Regions from separate parts of the Mus musculus genome. Here all the other regions are linked to region 3. A link is a loop called in an ENCODE intact Hi-C map of the cell type or tissue named here. Cell type or tissue: left cerebral cortex. All regions are shown on one strand.

The links. Hi-C counts contacts between places; a loop is a spot of excess contacts. Peaks named below come from ENCODE experiments on the same cell type or tissue, not always from the same donor. Only the 100,000 strongest peaks of a DNase experiment are listed, where the experiment ranks them.
Region 1: a loop joins it to region 3, with 3 times the contacts of the local background. A loop is called at or near these places in 10 of 42 quality-filtered maps.
Region 2: it touches region 3 in a loop (9-fold over the local background); 29 of 42 quality-filtered maps call a loop at or near these places.

The regions. Positions count from the first base shown.
Region 1 is chr17:46,166,180-46,174,179 of GRCm38, reverse strand. Gtpbp2 (GTP binding protein 2) reads right to left here. Exons shown (of 12, transcript NM_019581.3): 8 at 7,734-7,869; 9 at 7,530-7,588; 10 at 6,786-6,957; 11 at 6,290-6,454; 12 at 4,810-6,034. The coding sequence ends at 5,858. It overlaps Polh (polymerase (DNA directed), eta (RAD 30 related)), which reads left to right. Exons shown (of 11, transcript NM_030715.4): 11 at 1,084-2,825. The coding sequence ends at 1,927. Among named protein-coding and RNA genes, the nearest start is that of Gtpbp2, 9.1 kb to the right of the region's middle. In left cerebral cortex, CTCF peaks have their summits at 3,419 (motif pointing right) and 6,956 (motif pointing right); DNase peaks (open chromatin) are centred at 4,607, 5,242, 5,620, 6,905 and 1 more place; H3K27ac peaks cover 465 bases.
Region 2 is chr17:46,128,763-46,136,762 of GRCm38, reverse strand. Mrps18a (mitochondrial ribosomal protein S18A) reads right to left here. Exons shown (of 6, transcript NM_026768.3): 6 at 7,855-8,000. It overlaps Rsph9 (radial spoke head 9 homolog (Chlamydomonas)), which reads left to right. Exons shown (of 5, transcript NM_029338.4): 3 at 1-21; 4 at 1,644-1,790; 5 at 7,265-7,493. The coding sequence ends at 7,425. Among named protein-coding and RNA genes, the nearest start is that of Rsph9, 11 kb to the left of the region's middle. In left cerebral cortex, CTCF peaks have their summits at 4,498 (motif pointing right) and 7,832; DNase peaks (open chromatin) are centred at 4,494 and 6,838.
Region 3 is chr17:45,727,449-45,735,448 of GRCm38, reverse strand. 1600014C23Rik (RIKEN cDNA 1600014C23 gene) reads left to right here and starts at 1,605. Exons shown (of 2, transcript NM_028164.1): 1 at 1,605-1,863; 2 at 2,327-2,585. The coding sequence starts at 1,656. The coding sequence ends at 2,424. It overlaps BE949265 (cDNA sequence BE949265), which reads right to left and starts at 4,530. Exons shown (of 2, transcript NR_169044.1): 1 at 4,285-4,530; 2 at 3,231-3,866. It overlaps F630040K05Rik (RIKEN cDNA F630040K05 gene), which reads right to left and starts at 943. Exons shown (of 5, transcript NR_152153.1): 1 at 603-943. In left cerebral cortex, a CTCF peak has its summit at 4,097 (motif pointing left); DNase peaks (open chromatin) are centred at 2,148, 4,090, 4,495, 5,911 and 1 more place; H3K4me3 peaks cover 650 bases; H3K27ac peaks cover 1,721 bases.

The DNA.
Region 1 (8,000 bases), 440 kb before region 3:
GGCTTTAAGATGTTTCTGAGGGGCTGGTGAGATGGCTCAGTGGTTAAGAGCACTGACTGCTCTTCCAAAGGTCCTGAGTTCAAATCCCAGCAACCACATGGTGGCTCACAACCATCAGCAATGAAATCTGATGCTTTCTTCTGGTGTGTCTGAAGGCGGCTACACTGTACTTATATACACAAAATAAATCTTTAAAAAAAAAAAAAGAGCCGGGCATGGTGGCGAACACCTTTAATCCCAGCACTTGGGAGGTAGAGGCAGGCCGATTTCTGAGTTCGAGGCCAGCCTGGTCTACAGAGTGAGTTCCAGGACAGCCAGGGCTACACAGAGAAACCCTGTCTCGAAAAACCAAAAAAACAAACAAAACCAAAAAAAAAAAAAAAAGGAAAGAAAGAGAAAAAAGATGTTACAGAGACTGAGATTTGAAACCAAAATCTTGATAGGAAATTTTATCTTGAAAAATTCCATAATCCTGGATTAAGATTGGAATTTTTTCACTTATTTTGTATATCCATGTAGTACATGTGGATCTCTGATGAGTTGGTCTACAAACCAAATCCAGGCTGTCTAGCTGTGGACCAATGGGCTGGCAAGCTTTTTTACGTAGCTGGGAATGACCTTCCACATCTGCTCTACCTACTCCTCCAGTGTTGCCTTGAATAAAATTTGTGTTGCCCCAAGCTAGGTGTGATGGAGGCACACCTTTAGTTCCAGAACTCAGGAGACACAGGGTGGTCTACATAGTTCCAGACCAGCTAGAGTTACATAGTGAGACCCTGTCTCAGAAAAAAAAAAAAATTGTTGCTCCACCCCTTAATTACAGCAACTTCTGCTAAATCATGGATTCTAAGTGGTCTAGCACTAGCAGTGAGAGAGAGTGCTCCCCCAACAAGCCAGGAACCTGCTAGAAACTCATTCTGTTATCCCAGCCTACTTTATATTAATATGATACACACTAATGGCTGTGAAATGCTGGAGTAAGAATAATTTCCTTTCATGATGGAACCAGAGTTGTGATTTATTGAATCTGAGCTCTTAAAACAGTGACTCAGTAACTTCCTTGCTGTGTTCCTTTGTACCCAGGTCCCCTCCTCTCACAATGCTCTTCCTCTGCGCTACCAAGTTCTCTGCGGCTGCCCCTCCAGCTTGCACGGATATCACTGCGTTCCTGAGTAGCGACTCAAGTTGTCAGCCAAAGGTGCCAATTGCCAGCTCTGAGACTAGGACCCAGGGGTCTGGCCCAGCTGTACCAACCTCTAAAGAGGCAGCCACATCTCTAGCGTCTTTTTTTCAAAAAGCTGCCAAAAAGCAGAGAATGAAAGAGACTTCCTTTGTACCTCTTAACACAGCCACAGAGAAGTTATCATCCAAGCCTTCACTTGTGTTCCAAAGCAGCCAAACCACAGGAAGTCAGTCTTTCTTTAAGCAGAAGAGCCTGCTGCTCCAGCACACACAGCTTAGTAACTCTGCGGCTCCTGACCCTCCACAGGCCAGCCCTGCAGCGCAACCAAGCTGTCTGCCAGCAGAGTGTGTAGACAGTGGTCCTGATGATGGAGCGGTGAAGCCAGTATCCTCTAAAGCAGTGTCTACAGAAATGAATGTGGCTGGGGACAGTCCAAACGTGCTCGATTCTCCAGCTTACAACTCTCAGGAGGTGACCCAAAGGGCCACTGAGGACCAAGTGCTCTGTGAGAAGTGTGACTCCCTGGTTCCAGTGTGGGACATGCCAGAACACACGGACTACCATTTTGCATTGGAGTTGCAGAAGTCTTTTTTGCAGCCTTGTACTTCAAAACCCCAGGCTATTCCTGCCGTGTCTCCTCAGGGCAAAAGAAATCCCAAGAGTCCCTCGGCTTCCAGTAGTAAGCGCCTTAGGCCCCATGGCATGCAGACGCTGGAATCGTTTTTTAAGCCACTGACACATTAGTGCTGCCTGGGGCATCAGGAGGGCTCTACTATTTTTTTTCTAACGGATGGAATCATGTTGACTGCTCAAGGGGAATATGACATTTCTAATACAAAGTTAGGGGTTTTTTCTTCCAATGGGACTCTGATCCTGTTGCTGATCAATGCTTTTCCTCTCTAGGGAGACAGAGTGTCATAAAAGGTATAAAGAACCTGGCAAGCTCACTTGCTTCCCTATAAACTAACTAAAGACTAAACAGGAGTATAACTCAAAAAAACTGTAAAAGAAAGGGGAAATGGGGCTGGAGATAGAGCTCACTTGTCTAGGACGGCATGTGCAAGGCCCCATGTTCACTTCCCAGTTCTGGAAGGAAAACGAGGACTATTAAGATGGGCAAGTGCAAACGGCCAAAGTAATGGATTTAGCAGTCTTTTTCAGCCATGCAGGCTTTTCTGATAAATTACATGACTTTGAATTATGTATGAAACCAGGTAGTAGGTTTAATGGATAGGAAAACAGCATAGATATTTTTTCCTACATAAATACAAATCAACTTTTTTTTTTTTTTTTTTTTTTTTTTGGTTTTTCGAGACAGAGTTTCTCTGTGTAGCTCTGGCTGTCCTGGAACTCACTTTGTAGACCAGGCTGGCCTCGAACTCAGAAATCCGCCTGCCTCTGCTGGGATTAAAGGCTCATCAACTTACTTATAAATTGGGTCTTTGAAAGATTTGAAATTCACCGCGTTTAGCCGGAAATTACCCTTTCCTTTGACTTTAGTGTGTAGCTTCTTCCCTGGCTAGATATGTAGTTTCTTAAAAGCAAGAACTCTTGCAGTGACTTACATGGAATATGTTCTTGATGTTGGTTGAATGTATGTATTAAATTAGCCACATTGAGACAATAAAAATGTACTCTTTGAGGCCTGGCTTGCATACTTTTACTACCCTAATGTTCTATTAATGTAAAAAAGTGCTTACCGGTGAGTTTCCTGACATTGGGTTGGGTAGGCTAGACTTGTCAGATCTAAGATCCTCGTACTGCATTTTCCTGTGCGCTGAGGTCTAGGTGCATGGTGCCTGTCCCACTGTCACCTATCTCTTAGCTGTTCTGACAGCCTAGGAGTTGTAAAGTAATAATGTTTGCAGGTGCTTTGGTACACGTTTGTAATCCCAACAGTTGCGAAAGGGGACTCAGTCTGGAGTTAAAATCATCCTTGGTGAGACAGCCCGGGCTACATGAGAGACCTAGATTAGGATGTAACCAGTGGGAGAGTACTTGCCTAGCGTGACTTTTAAAAAGAGAAACGTAACAAGCCAGATGTGACCGTGGTAATCCTAGAGTTCTGAAGATGGTGGCAGGCGAATATGGAATTAAATTCCAGGCCAGCTTGGGTAATACAATGAGGCCTTGTCTCCAAAGAGAGAAGCATTGTAGCAGAAACTCAGGTGTCTTAGACTTAGACACCTTAGAGATAAGTTGGAGGAGTCAGGTGGAGGATGGCTTATGCTTGTGGACCAGTAGAGGGCAGCGTTAGCAGTATGCCTTGTTCATTGGGCAGAGCTGCCCTATTGTACAGTTTATGGGACTAGTGCTCTAAACAGTGCTGAGAAAGTAGCATTGTGCTACAAGATGACCTCGCTTTCCTCAATGCTCAGAGCTCCTAATAAAAGTTTTACCCACAGGCTTCTTAATAATTAAGCCAATGGTATTCTCAGGATGGGGTTTCTCTGTGTCCTCACTGTCCCAGACTGGCCTTGAGTTCACAGAGATCTGCCTGCCTCTGCTTTAAGTGATGGGATTAAACATGCACCCTTAGGGCTGGAGGATGGCTCAGTGGTTAAGAGCACTGACTGCTCTTCCACGGAGGTCCTGAGTTGAATTCCCAGCAAACATATAGTGGCTCGCAACCGTCTGTAATGGGATCCAATGCCCTCTTTCTGGCGTCTGAAAAGAGCAATAGTGTACTCATATATATAAAATAAATCTTAAAAAACAAAAAGTGCACCTTTAATAAAAACTGTTTTTTTAAACCATACCAGATAATGGTGGCACATACCTCTAATCCTAACTAAACTGAGTTAAGGCTACATAGCCAAGAGCCTATGTCAAAGTACAAAAACAGGGCTTGGAGAGATAACTCATCGGTTGGTACCTAAAATTCAGAAAGGCCTAGATTCAGCCTTAGTGTGTATGGTTTTAAAGCAGACATGAGCCACGCCTGCAACCCCAGCATTTGAGAGGTGACCCGAGCTAAAGGTCATCCTCAATTACATGGTCAGCTAGAGCCGCCCACCTCAAAAAGGCTCTGCAGGCCGAATGCCATGTAGATTTGGGCCACGTGTATCATTTGTTTTGCTAGGATTAGTACTCAGGCCCTGTTTAATATGGGATAGCCAGAAAGCCTGGGACTAGAGCTCAGTCTGGTGTCTGCCTAGCACATACAATGCCCTGGATTCCAAAATGTATGATAGTCTGAACACAGAACTAGGAAGGACTGAGGACTAGCTAAAGTGGCCCTCGATACCTCAAGAATCTAGGCTATAAATGAGAAATGTGAGGGCTCCATGACCACCCACCTCTGGTACTCTGAGGAGAGGGTTCACCCACTTGCCGCTGACAGGCACACAATGTGGTATGTACAATGGCTAGCTATTTGAGCCGAAAAGGCCTTTTTACCTTATACTCTGCTCAAAGAATGATGCAAAACAAATCACAACACACATGATATGGCTCCTATGATACAACACTGAGCCTATGGGGGAGGGGACAAGAACAGCCAATGAGATGACAGATGACTTCTTTCCCAATTATTCAGAGGTCAATGGAAGGGTGTGACTTGCTTCTCTAATCTTGACAAGAATCTAGTCTTGAAGGTTGAACCTGTGTCTTAAGAATAAGCAGAGTGTCCAATAAAACATTTTTTATTCTGTACAATATATATGTGTATTTAAATATATATACATATATATCTATTATGCAGAGAATCTTCCAACAAATCCCTGAGTTCATGGGAACCCAGGAAGCTAACAAAGGGCAAGGCGGGCGTCCACACCTAGGATAGGAAACAGGACATCTTCCCCTTTCCTCCTGGGTCCCAGCAACAGAGGGAAGGGGGTGATCACTACAAATTACTAAAACAAGAAAAAGGTTTATGTAAGAGCAGGATTGGGGATGAGGATCCCAGGAGGCACAAACTGGGTCAGGTCCTATGGCTACCACACAATCTGAAAAAGCATGGAAGCCAACATAACTGTGGAAGGAGAGAAACTGACATGCAGCTGGCCTTTGGTGTGCCAAGCCCGAGCCTGGCAGCCCCACGCCTGAGCCAGCACCACAAATAGCACCAAGTGGGGCCTATGACAGGAGGGTCCGGGGAAGCGGCCCTTGAGAAAAGGAAATGAAGCAGGAATATGCATCGGGACTCAACCCAGGATAGGAGCACAGTCTGTCATGGTCTCTGTGCCATTGCTTCAGTCCCTGGGTCCACCAGGTGGGTAGAGCACTGTCTTTTATCCACAGTCAGGTAGAGCTAGGTAACTTACGTGGCCTTGAGAGGAGGTATAAAAAAAGAAGTGCTGACAAGGGCCACCTCAGTTGTTGACAATTCCTGAAGTGCAGAGATGACACTGGTGAGTCATGCCTGGTCCTGATAGTGGGCCAAGATGGCTGTGTTCTCCTCCCTCCAGCAGACAAGACCAGGCAGCTGCAGGGTTAATGACCCAACCAGGGGAGCACACAGCTGCTGAGCACTGCCCTGAACCGTCTTCTCCCTCAGGACTGCCCCTCCCTGGCCATACCAAACTTGACACCTCTCCAAGAACGTGGCAGGAAGCAAGCGGCAGCAGACACTCCTCTCCCTAGCCTATTAACACACAGAGCCGCCAACAGTGGGCAGCATGGCCGGAAGTCACCTCATGTATTGTAGGACAGCAGTAGAGCTGTTTGGATGACTCAGAAGCCCATGGTGGCCTGGGCCTCTCCTGCTGTGATGGCTTGTACATCCGTGACATGACCGATGCCTTTGGTCACACCCTCCCGGAACAGCAGTTTGGCGCCCACCTTCAGGTATTCTGGGTGTTTCAGGAAACGGAAACGCACCACTGCCTTCTCCCCTGTCCGCAGCTTGTCCTTCAGGAGAAAAGTGGTCACGGCCCAGGCAGGTGCCTCCCATCCCATCATTCTCTGCCAGCCTGGACTCCACCTGTGAGGGCCCCAGGTAGGCTGCTCCCCACCCCACAGGAAGGAGCCTTTGCTCCCGTTATGTGACCAGGGACTCTCAGCCAGATCTGGTGTTAGGCTTCCCTCCTCAGATGGAGTCAGAATACAGACTTCCCTGAAGAAGTGGGACCCGGTTGAAATGGGACCCGGCTGGGTCCCTCTCACCTTTGCGTGGATCTTTTCCACCACTGCTGTTTGACGTACGTTGCCCACATGTACTGTCACCTGGAATCCCCGCCGAAAGGTGGTGGCGTGGAACAGTAGGACTATCTCTGCCTCAAACACTGAGCAGATGGTGGGATTCATCTCGGGACTCACCATGACCATGCCCTGGGAAGGAACAGTTCAAGGTTCACAAAGGGCACACCTGCCATTAGACCCTTTCCAGCCACTCTAGACCCTTCAGAGCTCCTGAGTCCCCTTCTCTCCTACACACCTCCTAAGAAAGGCCTCCAAGAGGAGGGCACCGTGGGAATTTAAGGACCTGTGTTTTGAGCATCCTACGCTCTTTCAGTAGTCTATATAGCCAGGCCTATACTCCTAAGTTAGAGACTGTATTTCCTTGAATTTCTGCATCTTGTGAGACAGATAGATGCTTCTCACTCAGTAGACAGTCTTCTAGACACCTCGGTTCCCTCTCCAACCCACTTGTCCATCTCACCTTGCGAAGCAATGCACGGTCAAAGTCTCCAAGGGCGAGTGTAGCAGCCTGACCTGCTCGAAGAACACGACACGCAGAGCGGTTGCGCTGGATGCTGCATACCCTCAGCTCCAAGAAACAGCCATCATCTGTCGGGCCTACCACCAGCTGGTCCCCCTCGCGGCAGATCCCACTGCAGCCCAGACAGCAGGTGGCAGTGTCAGCATAGCTCCCTCTGACTTCTTTGCCAAGGTCACTCAAAACACTCCTGCCCTTCTGGGCTTAAGTCCCTTGAATTAGGCAGGGCAAAGGAACCCTACATTCCAGCTAGAAGTAGGGAGGTGACTGCCTTTTCCAACCTAGCATTTGGATTCTGAGGGCCAGCAGTAATGGCTGGCAGAGGTATACCTGTGGCTTGGCTAACACCAGGTCCCTAAAGGGACAGTTCTACCCTTAGGGTTCACCCTATGGTTCATTAAGTCTCTTCATTTCCCTGCTTTGAGATGCTAGCTGAATGCAGTGTTTTCCTAGAGCCCATGACCCATCTGTTCTAGGGGCCTTGGAGAGCCCCCCTAAAGCAGCAGTACCCATCTCCCTGCTGTAAGCCAGAAGTCCTGGGCTTCCTCCGGCTCTGAGTGCGAAAACTAATCTGCAAACAGGCACATCCTGTGGATTAGCACCGTCCAACCCCAGGGGCCCCTTCATGCAAGAGGTCTCCAGGAACAAGTGAGGGCTGGACAGAGTGGGTAGCGACGAGGCAGTCACCTGGATAGTGTTCCTCCAACCACAGTCCCCACCTCTGGGACTGTGTAGATTTCATCCACCTAGAACCAAAGAAAACTGTCAGTGTCCTGCCACCAGCTTGGAGGCCCAAGCTTTGTAACTATGCTCAGGCTTTGTCAGAACTGGGCCAGCCCCCCTCCCCTCCCAGCCCCCATCCCGCGGCCTTCTGTTTGTTGGCCCAACCACCTGGAACTCTGTCAACTGTTGCATGAGCTCCTCCTGCTCCTTGCTGTTGGTGAGGGGCGGCAGGATATTCAGGAAGACTTTAAGAAGGTCCAGGCTCTCTCCAGACACACTGGACAGTGTAAATATAGGGGTGACACTGTGAAGAGACAAATGCATGGATGAAAATACTCTTGACAGGAAGCAGTAGCCAGAGGCCCGCCCACCCACAAAAACAATGAGCAGAGCCCCTTTCTGACTGTGAGCAAGTCAGGAATGTGGACAGCTAAT
Region 2 (8,000 bases), 400 kb before region 3:
ATGTCAATCGGACCTTTGAAGGTGAGCTCGGTTGGATATGTCTGGGGGAGCAGAGCAGGGGCATCTGACCTCCTTGGAGAAGAGTGATTGGGTCTGGGGAGGAGGGGCTTCTGGTCAGCTGCTGGTGGCTGGTGGCCTAGTTTCAGTCCATTGCTGTGAACAGTGCCCTGACAGAAAGTAGCAGAATGAAGGGAAGGTACAGTCCACCTCAGCAGGAGCTTGAAACACACATGCACACACACACTCACACACGCACATGCTTGCTTTATGCTTAGGGGCTTTCTTTACTCTTATACATCTCAGGGCTTCCTGCCTGGGGAATGGTACTGCCCACAGTGGGCTGGGTCTTTCCACATCAATCAACAATGAATATAATTCCCCACAGACATGCCTATTGGCTACCTTGCTCTAGATCAGTGGTTCTCAACCTCTCTCATGCTGCAACCCATTAATGTAGTTTCACATGTTGTGGTGACCCTCAACCATAAAATTATTTTTGTTGCTTCTTCATAACTGTGATTTTGCTACTGCTACTGTTGTGAATCATAATATAAATATTTAATATGCAAGATATCTGATATGCAACTCCTGTGAAAGGGTTGCTAGATTCCAGTGGGTCTCGACCCACAGGTTGAGAACCACTGCTCTCTGTACTTTCTAAAATATTTACTTGGTTGGCAGTGGTGGCGCACGCCTTTAATCCCAGCACTTGGGAGGCAGAGGCAGGCGGATTTCTGAGTTTGAGGCCAGCCTGGTCTACAGAGTGAGTTCCAGGACAGCCAGAGCTATATAGAGAAACCTTGTCTCAAACAAAACAAAACAAAACAAAACAAAACAACAACAACAACAACAACAAAAAAACCAAAACCAAAACCAAACAAACAAACAAATTTACTTATTTTATGTATACAACTGTACTATAGCTGTCTTCAGACACACTAGAAAAGGGCATCAGATCCAATTTCAGATGGTTGTAAGCTACCATGTGGTTGCTGGGAATTGAACTCAGGAACTCTGAAAGAGCAGTCAGTACTCTTAACCACTGAGCCACCTCTCCAGCCCCCTGTACTTCTTTGTTAAGACCTGTCCTGTACTCTAAAGGCAGAGGCATTGACAATTATTATTATTATTATTATTATTTTTAGGAATAGAGATGAAAACATGTATTTTCTTTCTTAGTGAATATATACTTTGGCTTAGGGAATAAATACACAGAAAATAAGAGGACCTCTTTGTGAGTTCAAACTAGCCAGAGCTTCAGTGAGACTGTCTCAAAAATATACATAAAAAATAATGAAAAAACAAGCAAGTAAGCAAACAAATAGACAAACAAACTCTTTTCCCAGGCAAGTCGCCATTGTGCCAGTTGACAGTTCAACGATGCAGCTGAAAGTCTTAGCAGGGGCGGAAGTCTACAATCATGGTGACTTGAGGTTTCCTGAATCAGGGTTACCTGATCTTGCTACAGCCCCTTCTTGCTCCTCACAGGGGTCAGGGTCAAGTATGGGGGACGGGAATGAGCTCCATTTTGTGGCTTGGGTCATCTGTCTGGTGGACAGAACCCTGCACAGCCTCCTCCCTCTGAGCCATGCAGGGAGGAAGGAGCCCTGGTTAACTGTTCTCCATCCACCTCGTCTTCCCAGGCCTGCCCCTGTCCGAGGTCAGGAAGCTTAGCTCGTACTTCCACTTCAGGGAGGCTATTGATCTGAAGAACAAGACCTTGCTGGAGAAGTCGGACTTGGAGCCCTCGCTGGATTTCCTGGACTCCCTGGAATATGACATCCCCAGAGGTAACAAACCGGCCATTAGCTTCAGGGTGTGGGGCTGGCCTGCAGATCAAAGCAGTAGATCAACACCATCCACCTTCCTTCTCTACAGCGGGGGCTGAGAACCTGGGCCTGCATTGGCAGCTCACCGGTGACCTCTTGAGGGGTGGGCTGAGCCAGAGCCTGGTCTTAAGTGGGGAGCAGGGAAGTAGAGTGACACAGTGTCTCTCGAGATTTTAGCAGTTGTTGCTGTTGTTATCATTTTTAATGCACTTCTGAGCTTTTTTTTTTCAACCAGTTTTTTAATGTTTTTTGTTTTTTTGTTTTTGTTTGTTTTGCTTTTTCCAGACAGGGTTTCTCTGTGTAGCCTTGGCTGTCCTAGAACTCACTCTGTAGATCAGTTTAGCTTCAAACTCAGAGATCCGCCTGCCTCTGCCTCCCAAGTGCTGGGATTAAAGGCGTTTATTTAATGGGTAAAGCTGTATTTATCATGAACACTGCCTGGCAAGTCAAATTTTTTTGATGGATTTGTTTGTGTGCGCATGCCATAAGGCATGTGGAGGTCAGAGGACAACTCGTGGAGTAGTCAGTTCTCTCCTCCACTCTGTGGGCTCCAGGGTTCTAACTCAGATGGTCAGGCTTGGCTGTAAATACCTTAACAGATAAGCCACCTTGCTCCCACGGTATTTTAAGTTTAAAAATCTTTTTATTTTCTTTAATGGGTAAAGCTATATATATATATGTGTGTGTGTGTGTGTGTGTGTGTATATATATATATATGTGTGTGTGTGTATATGTGTGTGTGTGTGTGTATATATATATATATGTGTGTGTGTGTGTGTGTGTGTGTGTGTGTGTATATGTGTGTGTGTGTGTGTGTGTGTGTGTGTGTGTATATGTGTGTGTGTGTGTGTATATATATATATGTGTATATGTGTGTGTGTGTGTGTGTGTGTGTGTGTGTGTATATGTGTGTGTGTGTGTGTATAAGCTACCCGAGCAGTTGAGGCTAACAGTTGAGTCTAGCTCAGGTAGCTTCCCCCCAGGAGCACACTTGTCTGCTATTGCACTGTCCAGGAGCATAACGGAAAGTCAACTGTGGTGGTGCAGACTTGTGATCCCAGGACTCAGATGCCTGGACTTCAGTGCACAACCCTACCTCAAATATATCTGCATTTATATGTCTAAATCCATATATATCTGCATCCGTATATATTCATCATGAACTACAGTTACCATGTTTTACATTAGACCTTTTAGGTTTATTTCTCCTTCCTATCATCATTCTATTTCCTATGTCCTTTGATAACTCTCTATTTGCTGATATCCAACCCACTTTGGTACCAGCCCTCCTCCCCGTCATTATGTAGCAGGAGGGTCAGAAGTTTAATGTCATCCTTGGCTACATAGTAAATTCTAGGTCAGCTGAGCTATATGAAACATTATTATTATTATTATTATTAAATTTGAGACAGGGTTTCTTTGTATAGCCCTAGCTGTCCTGGAACTCACTCTGTAGACCAGGCTGGCCTCAAATTTGCAGAGATCCACCCGCCTCTGCTTTTCAAGTGCTGGGATTAAAGACACATGCCATCCACTCAGCCAAAATATGGATTTTATATGTACACATATATAATTTCCAGGTTCCTGACAAGCTTTGGTGGGAAGAGCTAAGGAGGCTTAAGGGAAGGCCCGTGATCAGAAGGCAGTGTTCACAGGTGGACAGAGAAGGGACAAGCAAACCTGCAGGTTCCTGTCTTAGGGCGACTCACAGGGCTAGGGACGATGGTTCTGAGCAGCTGGTTCCACCACACGGAGGCACCTGAGCCAAGTCACCTTGAGTGTGGGCTTACAGTGATGGGGAGGTGGCTTCTGGGACTCGTTGGCAACAGAAGGAGAATGACGAGGCCGGGATGGCTCTCCTTATCAGACACACTCTGGCTTCCTTCCAGACTCTTCTAGTGAGAGCTGAATGAGCCGCTGGGCGCCTCTCCTGCCTAGCAGATGCAGTGGTGATGACCTGTGCAGAGTCAGGACTAGAACCCTTGGATACCATGCCTGGCTAGAGGGGTGGAGTCTGTAGATCTTTAGCTCTTTCTACTTAGGGAGGAACATTGCTTTCTGAGTCTGAAGCAGTCATTCAAGATGGCTCAGGTCACCTCTAAGCAGGTGTGAAGTGGGCCTTGTCCTGGGGTCTCTGTTCCCTGTGCCCACAGAGATAAGCCCAGAGCTCACAGCTTCTCTCTGAGTGGAAGAGAACAGAATGGAGAGGGATATTGCCTGAGGCTAATATCTTGGCAGTGAGCTGCTGTGTGATGTCCTGGGATGGAAAGTTTTGTAGGGATGGATCCCTGGCAAGATCCTCCTCCTGATGAGTGCTAAGACTTCCTGGCTGCGGGCTTGCACCGGAAGACAGGTGGGGCAGTACGCAGGGCAGCCAGCTTCCTCACCTGGACTCTGCCATTCAATACTCCTTAACCTTTCCGCTCTGTCAGCAGAGCATGGAGCAGCTGCTGCGTGCCAAGTTCTTTTGGTGCCCTTGGAATGAGAAAGACAACGCTCTTAAGTCAGGAAGGTTTGAGCGCAACCAGGAGAAGCTGAAAAAACAGAAGTTATACTGGAAGATGTTGGAGGGTAGGATGGGGTGGGGGTGCGCACAGAGTAGGCAGCAGAGGCAGCAGGTGGCCGGGGTCCCAACAAAGAGTACTCAGTGCAGTGCCCAGTTTGGGCAGCAGAGGGCAGCAAGAGTCCTGCAGCCAAGAAATTGACCTTTAAAAGCTGCTGGTGGTTAGTGAGGACAGGGAGCCTGAAGAGAATGGGCAGTGTGGCATCAGCTTTATGGGGGTTCGTGCAGATGGCTCCTACGTCTTTTAGAAGCGATCAGAGGACCCTACCCCTACCCCATTGTTTACTTATATTGGAGGCTGCACCAGGGGTGTCCTTTTTCTCTGTCCCCACTCTGAGAGGATTGACTCTACCTTGTGGTAAAGAGAATGGTGGCTTTCAGGAACTTACAGCCATTTTTTTTTAAAGATTTATTTATTTATTATATAAGTACACTGTAGCTGTCTCCAGACACTCCAAAAGAGGGCGTCAGATCTTGTTACAGATGGTTGTGAGCCACCATGTGGTTGCTGGGATTTGAACTCCGGACCTTCGGAAGAGCAGTCGGGTGCTCTTACCCACTGAGCCATCTGACCAGCCCATTTTTTTTTTTTTTTAAATTTCATTTTACCTGTATGGGTATTTTGTTTGCATGTATATCTGTGTACTACACATATGCCTGGTGCCTATGGAGGCCACCATGGCGCTGGTGTTAGATGGTTATTAGCCATCACGTAGGTGCTGGGAATCAAATCTAGCTTTGAGCCATCTACCCAGGCCTTCCCGGCCATTGCTTAGTGTGATGACCTTTAGGGGTTGAGACGTAGGATACCTGCTGCTCCCTCGACAGTTTGACCTGAGCCTGGCCCTTACTCTCTCTGGCATTGGGAAACCCAGGAAGACCTCCTGCCAACTGCAGAGGCTCAGCTGCTGAGTTCCAGGCTGGATCTTCTCCCCAGTCTCAGTACAGGTCTCTGGAGAGGAAGCCAGGTCTGAGGAGGCCTGGGGCTGTGAACTGATCCACTGGATCATTCCTTCAAAGGGCTACTACCACAGTTGTCTGGGCCTGGTTTTTCCATATTTACAGTTGAGATGGAGGTGAAGGTGTCAGGTACACACTGTGTGTCTGCTCACACACACACACACACACACACACACACAGAGAGAGAGAGAGAGAGAGAGAGAGAGAGAGAGAGAGAGAGAGAGAATGGAACATGGTGTGTGTCCCAGATGATGAGCTGACTGAACCAGGGAGGTTGAGAGGACAAGAACACGATGCCGGGGCTGCGCGGGAAGGCAGAGAGCCCGGCCCCTGGCATGCTGCAACTCAGCACCCTTTGGCTTGCTTGGTCCCGCCCTCACTGGCATCTGTATTTGTATTTTTTTAACTTCCTCACAGTTTACCCATGTTGCTGGGCTTGGGCTACTCATTTCAGCCTCTGCTTCCCATCTCCTCGAAGTAAGAGGTGAGCAGACATGCTGGTCTGAGGGGCCCCATGCCACCATGCTGTTGGTTGAATCGATAGATATCTGGATACAGTGGGGTTAGGGATAGACCCTAGGCTGTTTTCTCCAGGCTAGCGCCTGAGTGAGGGACGCTGCAAGCCAGCCTCCCTGGGTGGGCAATCAGAGCTTGGTCTTGCTTATCTCACAGAGGCTGTGTAGCTGTGGGCTCCAAGGGCAATGAGGGATTAGGTCTCTGTAGAAAGCTGTCCAAATGATGTTCTGGGCCCCAGTAATGGGACTTAAGGCTAGAGAACTGTATATTTCTGGGTCTTTTTGTTGCCAAGGATAAAACACAGGGCCTGGGACACTGTTCTGTAACATTCTATCCTTGTCTCCCCTCAAGCAATGTTTCCTGGAGACTTGTGACCAAGAAAGCCACCAGGGTTCTCAGGTGCCCAAAGAACAGCTGTTGGCTAGGTGTCGTACCAACCGGGGCCTGTTTCACTTGATGTTTTGATTCCTTGGCGGTGGCACTGGGGCCTAGAGCAAGCGATAGGCCCATGGTGTGGCCTTCACCCCATTGTTCTGTGCATGGCTCAGTCAGGACCAGGGGCAGAGGACCTCCATGCTTCCAGAAAGCTCTGGTTTTGACCTGGGCAGGCAGCTAGCTACACGGGGATAGGCTTCTCTGATGCAGGGTGGCCTCTGGAGGGTGGAAACTGACTGAATCGTGAGGCTGCTGGGTGTGGAGTGACCAGGGTGGGCCATGGTTGGAGGTAGGCTGCGGGAAGCTTGAGTGGTGGGAGCCAGCACCGGGGCTGAGCTGGCAACTGATGAAGGCTCCAGATCAGCCCTCTGAGCATAACTGGTTGGTCCTGTACCAAAACCTTCAAAAGTTATTTGCCTTCCTGGCAGGGCCCAGAGCAGGGCTGTGGCTGGTTTGGGGGAGAGGCCTCTGTGCGCAGGGGAATAGAAGCCCAGATCTGCATCCAGAGGCGATTTTCCCAGGCTCCTTCCTCCCACACAGCGGCTCCCTCCCTTGGAGCTGGATCAGGCCCTTCCAGCCAAGTCATCCTGGCTGCACAGCCTAGCCTGGTCTGAGCTGCCTGGCGTCTTGAGTAGCATGGGGCAGACTCAGCAGCCGAGGTCTCCTCCTACCAGGCATGACTCCACCCATCAGCAGTTGGGCAGACCACTGAGGTGGAGGCCTGAAATGGCCCAACTTCAGCTTGAGCCCCTGGTTGTCTCATCGATCTTAGGGCAGAGGCCCAAGGTCAGTGATTTACCCTGAAGCAAGGAAAGGGAGCCACACCATCTGTGGGTCCCTGAAGTCACCTCTACACTTGCTCCCTTCCCTGTGTCATGAGCAAGTGACTGTGACCATCAGGAGCACAGCAACTTTCTCAGTGGCACCTCAGTGCCAGGCCTCAATTGTCCCTCCCATCCAGGGTCTTGGAGCATCCAGATGGAAAGGGGCAACGCACTGGTGGTGCTGCGCAGCCTGCTCTGGCCAGGCCTCACCTTCTACCACGCTCCTCGCACCAAGAACTATGGCTACATCTACGTAGGCACAGGAGAGAAGAACATGGACTTGCCCTTCATGCTGTAGGAAGGCAGGCTGGATATTTATGTGGGGTCGAAACACTCTTTCATAAAGTTCAACTGTTGGGCCTTTTTGTTCTGTCTTGATTGTTGTCATTTTGTCCCTCTGGCAATCTAGTCACCTGGCTATGAAAGGCCAGAAAACAATTCTGAACCAAGAAGCAGAGGCCTGGGATGAGCTAATGAAGGAGGAGGCATCAAGTGTAGATGGGTGGAGATGGTGTGAAGGGGCAGTTAGGGGCCCGCTCAAATTCCTGGATTCAACTGAAAGCTGCTAGTAACTGACAGTCACTAGGCCCTCACTGCAGTGTGGTGCCCGTCAGCAGACGATGGGACCTGTGTGGCACATGGACCTGCCCCAGGTCCACTGACAGGGCCCATTAGGCAGTTCCCTACTATGCACAGGCCCCACATTTCTAAGCACTGACCACACGGGGAAGCCAAGAGCCTGCTTTATTACATTGCCTTGGGTAAGGCTCCCGTCCCTGCTCCAACCTCAGCCCCAGCCAGGCAGAAGACCACAGTGGCCAGGAGATCCAGCTCCTGGCTGCCCTTGGCTTCCAACATTGCAGCTGGGCAGAT
Region 3 (8,000 bases):
CAAGCTGGCAAACAGACTTTTAACACCCCAGAAGTGGCACTTCCTGCCCTGAATAGCTCAGTTGCCCTCTGCCCCTGAAACTCTTATTCCTGCCAGAAAGCCTTTCCTGCCACCTCCTACCAGGGCAACGTGCTAGAAGGTGCAGCTATAGCCAGAACCCTAGAACCTAAGAGCTGAGAGAGAGAGGGCACCTCAAGCCAGAAACATACACACAGAGATCCAAGCCCAGATCCCTGCTACAGCAGAACTCAAGATAGAATTAGGCCCTGGCCCTGAGTCACATCTTGGCATGAGCTTGCCTGACCAAGACAGGCCAGCTTGTCCAGAGGTGAGACTTAGGTCACAACCCATCGCCCTACCTCTGATGCCAGGTATCCTTCCCCTCACGTCCCACACGTGGGGTCAGGGTGGGGCCTGGGATGGACTGGGCTGGGCTAGTGCTGAGACCAGTGAAGGGTGGAGCACTTGGAAGGCAGAGGAGGGACATCCTGGGTGAGGGAGGCTACGAGTGTCCCCAAGGACTGGTGGCTTCTGGATTATCCTCTGGTGGTTGCTTCTCTAGCCCTGGGCATCTGCACAGGACCTTCACCCGGCTGACTTACCTCCAAAGACGGCAGCTCCTGACCTTCCCGGGCCCATTAGGGCCTGAAGCAGGGCCACACTTCCATGCTGCAGCCAGAGGGCCAGGCTTGTCTGCAGCCCTCCCCGTCAAGCACATGACCCAGTGGGCTTCCTTTGTGGCCCCCTGCATTACTTAACTGATTCACTGATCCCCCTAAGTGGCCAGGTCCCTTTCAGACCCAGGCAGCCTAGGGAGACTCCTAGGGGCAGTGTTGAAGCCCAGGAGGTACAGAGATCTACCGGCTTTAATTGGAAGTAATTAGTTAATCTACTCTGAAAGCAGTGGGGGAGGGGAGGAAGCTTTGGGGAAAGAAGACTCTACACTGTCAATCTGGTGAGTCTTGGGGGACCATAACTCTCCCCTGCACACGCACTCACTTAGAAGGCCTTTCTTTTCAACCCCAAGGCAAACCCAGGCCCGGAACAGACAGGGGGCAGCTTTGTATACAACAAAGCAGGTGCCCTGGGTTTGGTGGGAATCACCTTTGAGAGCAAGCCAGGAGAAAACCAAAGAAGGGAGCTAGAGAGATGCAGGAACTCTAGGGTGAGAACTGGTTCCTCTCTGTCACCTCTGTTTGCACCCTGCCCAAGGTCACGCACGTACAGCCCTACAAGTTAGGAGCCAGTGCGCTCCCAGCCCAAAGGCTAGCTTCGCTATTTCGGCAGCGAGAAGCCATTCCCATAACGGGGAAAGGGGCGCCGGAGGACAGAGCCCTAACCAGGCCCCAGGGGGTGTGTCCTCGGCCACAACGCGACGCGGGCAGGCAGCGTGGCGGGGACTCTGGCCGACAGCCTCCCGCGCGGTCCGGAGCAGCTGACCCGCTGGCGATCGGCCAAGTTGCGGCGGGCCGGGAGGCAGCAACGTGCGGCGCGGCATGTCGCGGGCCCGGAGACAGGGAGCTGTGGGGGCGGACCGGCGCGCCGCCTCCCCCCTCCGGGCCCCGGCCCATTCATAAAACCCAAAGGCATTGCCCAGGCCTGGCAGGCTTGGACTCCTAATTGCAAACTCATTAAGGAGTTTGCATCTCATTTACATGGAAATCATTTCCTGGGCCCTCAACAGAGAACTGTCCTCTCTATCCATCAGGCATACTGTGCCCAGTTCGACCCATCTACAGAGTGGGACAGAAGGGGGCCTGTCTTTCGGCCAGTGCCCCCCTCCCCAGTCTACCCACTGGGAGTCCCGGAAAGGGGGGCGGTTGGCAGAGCACCCACCAGCAAGGAACCCTGCCTGCGCCCCAGGTGAGCTGGCTCTAACCCCAGTGGGTCCAAGTGAGGGAGGTGCCCGCCAAGTCATTTGCCCCCCGGCCTGGCCGTGCCCAGGGAAGGGAGGAGGCGGTAGGCATTGGTCCGAAGCAGCTGGTTGTACCTGGCAAGAGTAGACCTGGTGGGTGAGGCAGTTCGTGCCCAGCCTCACGTACCTCCCTGCTACAGGCCGTGCCCCCACCCCCACACCCCTTACCCCACAGAACAAGCGCTCAGTGACTCCAGACACAGACACCCAGTCACAGCGCACAAAGGCACCCACAACTGGGCCAGCCGTCATAGCCACCATCCTGGCAGCCACTCTCGATGGCACACAGATCCTTCACAAGCCATTTGTCCAGGGTTGGGGGAGAGAGTCCTGTCTCGCGGAAGTGAGCCCAAAGAGGGTGTGCTCCCTTATGAACAGCACATGTGACCTCCCACCCCCTCTTTCCTACAGGTCCTTTTGGAAGTCCTCAAGTGCTGGCTCTGCAGAAGGACTTGCCCTGGCCAGACAGTGGGAATTCAGTGACCTGGTCATACTCAGGAGGAAATTGAAACCTGTGAGGATAGCTTGCTCTCCCAGACTGTATTAGAGCTGGTTTCTGTCCTGGTCCTTCATGTATGTAGTTAAGAGAGGGCTTCCAGCGTGTTCCATGTGAGGAGCTGGGGTATCCAACTGTTTAATGTTTAAAATGAAATAGAACCGTCTAAAGCCCATGAAATCTGATTTCATCTAGGACATAGTGTCCCTGTTCTGTGTCACCTGAAGTAGCAGAGATGAGCTCACCCATTCAGCATTTAGAATGTAGGATAAGAACCAGCTTTGTCCAGGTCATGCCGGTTCCACCCCACCCACCAGCCCCCACTCCCTATCCCAAGACGCAACCCGGCTCCCCCTTCCCACCTGTGGCCTGAGGTTTCTCCCTCCCTCGGCTGGGACAGAAAAGGTGGGCCATCCTGAGTGGTGGCCATCCTGAGAGGGGCTAAGCTGCCCCTCCCCCCCCCACGCCTGCAGCAATCAGGTTGTCACAAAGACACGTATGCTCCGTACAGGCATGCTGGGAGAGAGCTCCAAAACACCTATGCATTTTCTCATTTTGTATCTCATCAAACCTTTGTCCAATTAGCATGAGTACATGTCACCAAAGGGGGGCAATACAAGAATATGTAAAAATGCTTACTTACATTTTGGGGCATGGTTATGCACATCTTTGATCCTAACACTCGGAAGGCAGAGGCGTCAGATCTCTGAGTTTGAGGTCAGCCTGATCTACAGAGTGAGTTCCAGGACAGCCAGGTCTACACAGAGAAACCCTGTCTCAAAAAACAAACGAACAAAATCTTAAGTCACAAGTATGTATATACGCAGCTTTGTTTGTTTTTTTTTTTTTAATTGCTAGAACACAAAATCAAAAACACCTTGAGAAGTCGCTGGTCTAAACATGAAGTGGTGTTATATGGGGGTGGCTTGTCCAGTCCATCTTAGTATCTGTCCTGGAAAGGAGCAGGTGTCAGGGACAGAATGGAGACGAAACAAGTCCACCTGTAGACACTTCACAGATGAAGGGAACAGAAGCGTGGAGTGGGAGATTGCTCAGAGGAAGACATGGACAGGGAATGGCTCCCACTCACCCTGTGTCTACAACCTGCCTATGTATGACACCAGGCACCCCCAAGACCCCTCTTCCATCTACTGGGCTCATTTTGGATATCATCAACCATACTACTCCTAACCTTACAGGAAGCCTGCCTCAGCTTGACATCCTAGAATATTCCAGAAATCCATCTGTTGTGAGAAAAAGAATCTGGCTTCAGAGGACCCTGTCTTCCTCTAAGTGGGTAAGAGGTGCGAGCACTGGTTTTCTCATTGTAGCATGGGACTTGCTAGTCATGCCTATTGCACGGGGCTGCTGTGGATACTGGCTGGTCTGCTGTCTTCACAGGATCTGGCTTGCAGGGATTGGGGTGGGTCGTCTTGCCTCTGTGTGCAGCAGAATCTGTATACATCCCGAGACAGAGGAGAATGCAAACTGTTGAACATAAAATCTGAAGCGAGCCTCTTACCCAGGTCATCCGGGTCCCAGGAAGGTGTGTCACTTCAGACCCCTTCCCGCAGCAACTACCTGCCCCACCTAAGCAACTGTGGGGCAACCAACTCTCCAGAGGGGGGTTTGCAACCTGGAGGCCTAGCCTCACTTCAAGTATGAGCTGAGGCTGACACCTAGTGGTCATTTCTGTAACTGCGGGGCCCTTAGGCAAATCAGGTCAGCTTCTGCAGAGCCGCTCTGCCTGGCTCCAAAACACCAGCTGCTTTGGATAGGGGCATGATCTAGAAGCTTCTGCACTCCTGTCCCTGCTGTTATAGCCCCCACCCCAGACAGAAGCAGAAATAGTTATCCCTCCCCCCATGCTTACCTCTCCCTCTCGTCGGTATCACAAAGGGGAATGCAAGGCACAAAGAGGTGACCCGCTCCTCTCTGCCACATAGCTCCACACACAGATGAGATGAGAAGAGATGATACTCAACAAACAGGACAGCAGACAAGAAGTCTCCAGGGGACAGAGGAGAGCAAGAGGAAATGACCTGGCCTGGGCTTAGAAACTTCAAGTCCCAGCTTGTTGGGTGAGCTGCGTCCAGAGCCTGCCATTCACTGAGCCTCGGACTCTTTAACTGTGCCACAGGCCGAGTCTCAAGTTGGCTGACTGTGGCCATCCCCTGGGCAGGGTTTCTGGCCAGCCATGCTTGCCCAGTCCTGAGCAATAGGGAAATGAAAACCAGGCAGAGTAGGGCTAAGGCAGGCTTACCTTTCGAACTCTTTCTCAATGGTTCTTGGTAGAACCATCCTCAGAGCACTGGACTTCAGATTCCAGTGCCCTCAGAGTAACTCCCTGTCCCTAGGCTTCTCCAGAGAAACCACTTAACCTTTTGGCCTGGACCCATAGTGGTCTCCTCTCCTCCAGCCCCCCACCCCCTGGAGGACACCAGACAGCTCTTTCTAGGTGCCATAGCAGGCTTGGGCCTCCTTAGTCTCTGACCCCAGACCTGGCCCCTGGGGTCGGGGGGGGGGGGGTGGAGAGGCCACAAGGAGCTTAACCCCAACAGGATGAAGGCGCCATAATTAGGGTCAGGCGGTTGGCTGAGCCTGCGGAAATCTCCAGCTTAGTATGGATGGGGGCTCAACCTGAAGGGGGGTAAGAGCAGAAGTGAAGGGCCAGAAGAGGCCAGGCATGCAGAGATCCAAGGGCTTAGGCCCCAGCCATCCCCTGAACAAGCCGACTAGGGACAACTGAACACAGACCCCTTACTCTCCAAAGTGTCAACCCCGTGGAAGAAGGATGACCCAGACGATCCCGCCCCCGTCCCAGAGGTCCTGATTCTCCCTCAGGCTGGGATGCACCAGTATCAGCCCCTACCAGTGCCTTTGGCAGGGGGAGAGCCATGTGGGAAAGGCTGGCCCCTGCAATCCCAGGGCAGTCCAGGCCGGCCCTGTTTGTAATCTTAGCAAGGCATCACTTTCCACTGTGGAATGTAACACCCAGGAGATGAAGCAGGGCAGAGGAGGGCAAGCACATTCAAGGGGTTGCTCCTTAGCTCTGCAACTGAAGGAAAAAGGAGCCCTTTCTTCCCCATTCATTTCTGAGTCTGTGATGGGGGGGGGGGGATACAACCCAGGCTAAAGTCTCAGGCTGGCTTGGTCAGGTGTCCCCAGGACATCCCCATCTGGAACTGTCACACAGACAGCCAGGCTGTATCATCACCCACTAGAGGAGACAGGTCTAACATGGAAGTGTCTCAGGTCATGTGCAGGAGAACCCCCACATGAGGCTAGAATGAGAGGCTGAGGGGAGCCGAGAAAGCAGACCTCCCACCCTTCCTCTGGCCTGAAATCCACACAGCTGCACGTGCAGACAGACACACACACAGAGGCACGTGCACTCACTCCAGCGCATGAGTCCCTGCACGTCCCAGGAGCTACAAGTCCCAGCCCCTTCACTCCCCTCTGATAACTTCGAAGTTTCCGGCAGGGCAGACACGTCGCCTGCAGGCTGGCTATGCCAGACATGTGCCAGGCCAGCTGCCAGGGCCCAGTGCTCTGGACTTTCTGGGCCAGAACTCTGCCCCACGAGTTCTACCCTGCTCAGTCTCAGGAATGGGTGTCTCAGAGATCTCCACTGCAGGGACACTGGGAACACAGAAAGATAGAGGGAAACAGAAGCTCTGAAAGGCCAGCGCGGCTGGGACAGAGGTTGTGGGGAGCCAGAAAAAATGGAGGTCTGCGTCAGCTTGTGCTTGGGGCTAGGAAAGTGTGCAGAAGACCTAGACAAAAGATATCGGGGCTCCCCAAAGGGGCAGAGGGCGTGAGGCTGTGTGAGTTCAAATCTCTGCACTGCTACTTCAGGGCTGGGCGCCTTGAGATGAGTTGGGTTGGTAGGGGGGTGCTCACTGAGCCAACACACACACATGCACACATGTATGCACACATACACACACATACTCAGTGCCATTTGCAAGCGGTGGGAGTTGGGGGGAGAGCAGGGAAATAGGAAGGTCCTGGTAGTTGCTAGCAAGCCAAAGCTAACCACTAGGGGATTCAAGGAAGCGCTGCACTTCTGAAAGGCCACAGAGGACCGCAGAGCCTGGGGACCTCAGAGCCAGGGAACCTCAGAGCCCTGTCCTATTCGTTCTCCTTGCATGGTGTGACAAGGTGAAGACCATCTACCACCATGCTGGTATCTTCCCAAAGACTTGCAGAGGGCCTTGCAGATCTCTCCAGGCCAAGCCCATAGTGTTCAGAAGAGGGAGTGGGGGCAAGGAGAGACTTTCTCCAGCTCACTGTGAAGGCAGTGGTGGGTCTCCTGGCCCTGGCCTCTGTGAAGCTATCTGCCCTGTTTTGAAAAGCAAAGCAGGGACAAAGCTCCCTTAAGCCCAAGAGGACAAAGGCCTTGAAGCCACAGCTGCAGACATGACAGGGGAGAGCTCGGGCCCCACTGCCACCCAGGGCTCCCACTAAGTCCTTGCCAAGGCCCATTCTGCTTAGCACAGAAGTCTGCTCCCTGGGACGCCAACTCTGGCCAGCACTGCAGTCCTGCTATGTGGTCCAGCTGAGCCCTGGCCTAAGAACACATGCTCTTCCCACTTGAAACTTTTGCTGCTAGATACAGGGTCTTCATTGAGTTGGAGACCCTAGTTCTGACATCAAAATCCAACCTATCATGAGCATGTACGGACCAGCTCTGACCGTGCCAGCAAGGGACCCCCAGGCAGAGATCCAGGGCACTGAGCACTGTCATGTCATCCCGGCCTGTCCCTCCCCTGGGCCTGGGTTCATGTCAAGAGCAAGTTCCTGGTGCAGGCTGTACCTTGTCTCTGACACCTGGCATTTAGCAAAAGGGCAGAGACAGTGAGAAGAGCCTGTCTGCGCCATCCACTCCTGAGGATCCTGCAGGAGAGTCAGATTTCAAAGTGCCCCAAGGACAGAATGACAGCAGATGCTCCCAGGGTCAAAAGGATCTCGGGTAATGTCTGGACTAGACCGCTAAGGAGGCTCTGCAAAGCAGCAAGAGGACAGAGATCCTATCCCAGAGAGAAGAGGGACAGACAGGAGAATGATGGAGACAAAACTCCAAAGCTAATAAACACTTAACTAAGGCAGGAGAATTGTCTGTCAAGTGTCTGAGGCCAGCCTGGGCTACATAGCAAATTCTGGCCTAGCCTGGACTACACAGTGTATTCATATGGGGTAGAGGCCAGTCTAGCAAGTTCCAGGTTTAGTAAGAGACTCTGTGTCAAAAAAGGAACACAAAACAAAAAGATAAGGGGTGGGCGGGGCTGGAGAGATGGCTCAGTGGTTGAGAGCACCAGCTGCTCTTGCAGAGGTCCTGAGTTCAATTCCCAGCACCCACAAGACAGCTCATGTCTATCTGTAACTGCAGCCCCAGAGGATATGACACCCTCCTCTGGCATCTACAGGCACTGCACAAACACAGTGCACAGATATACAAAAAGGCAAAACACCCATACACAGAAAATAAAGATAAATAAATATTTAAAAAAAAATAAGGTGGAGAGTGGTTGAGAAAAGACGCCTCATCCAGGAATGTACTGCCCCCCTCCCTGAGTGTGTGTGTGT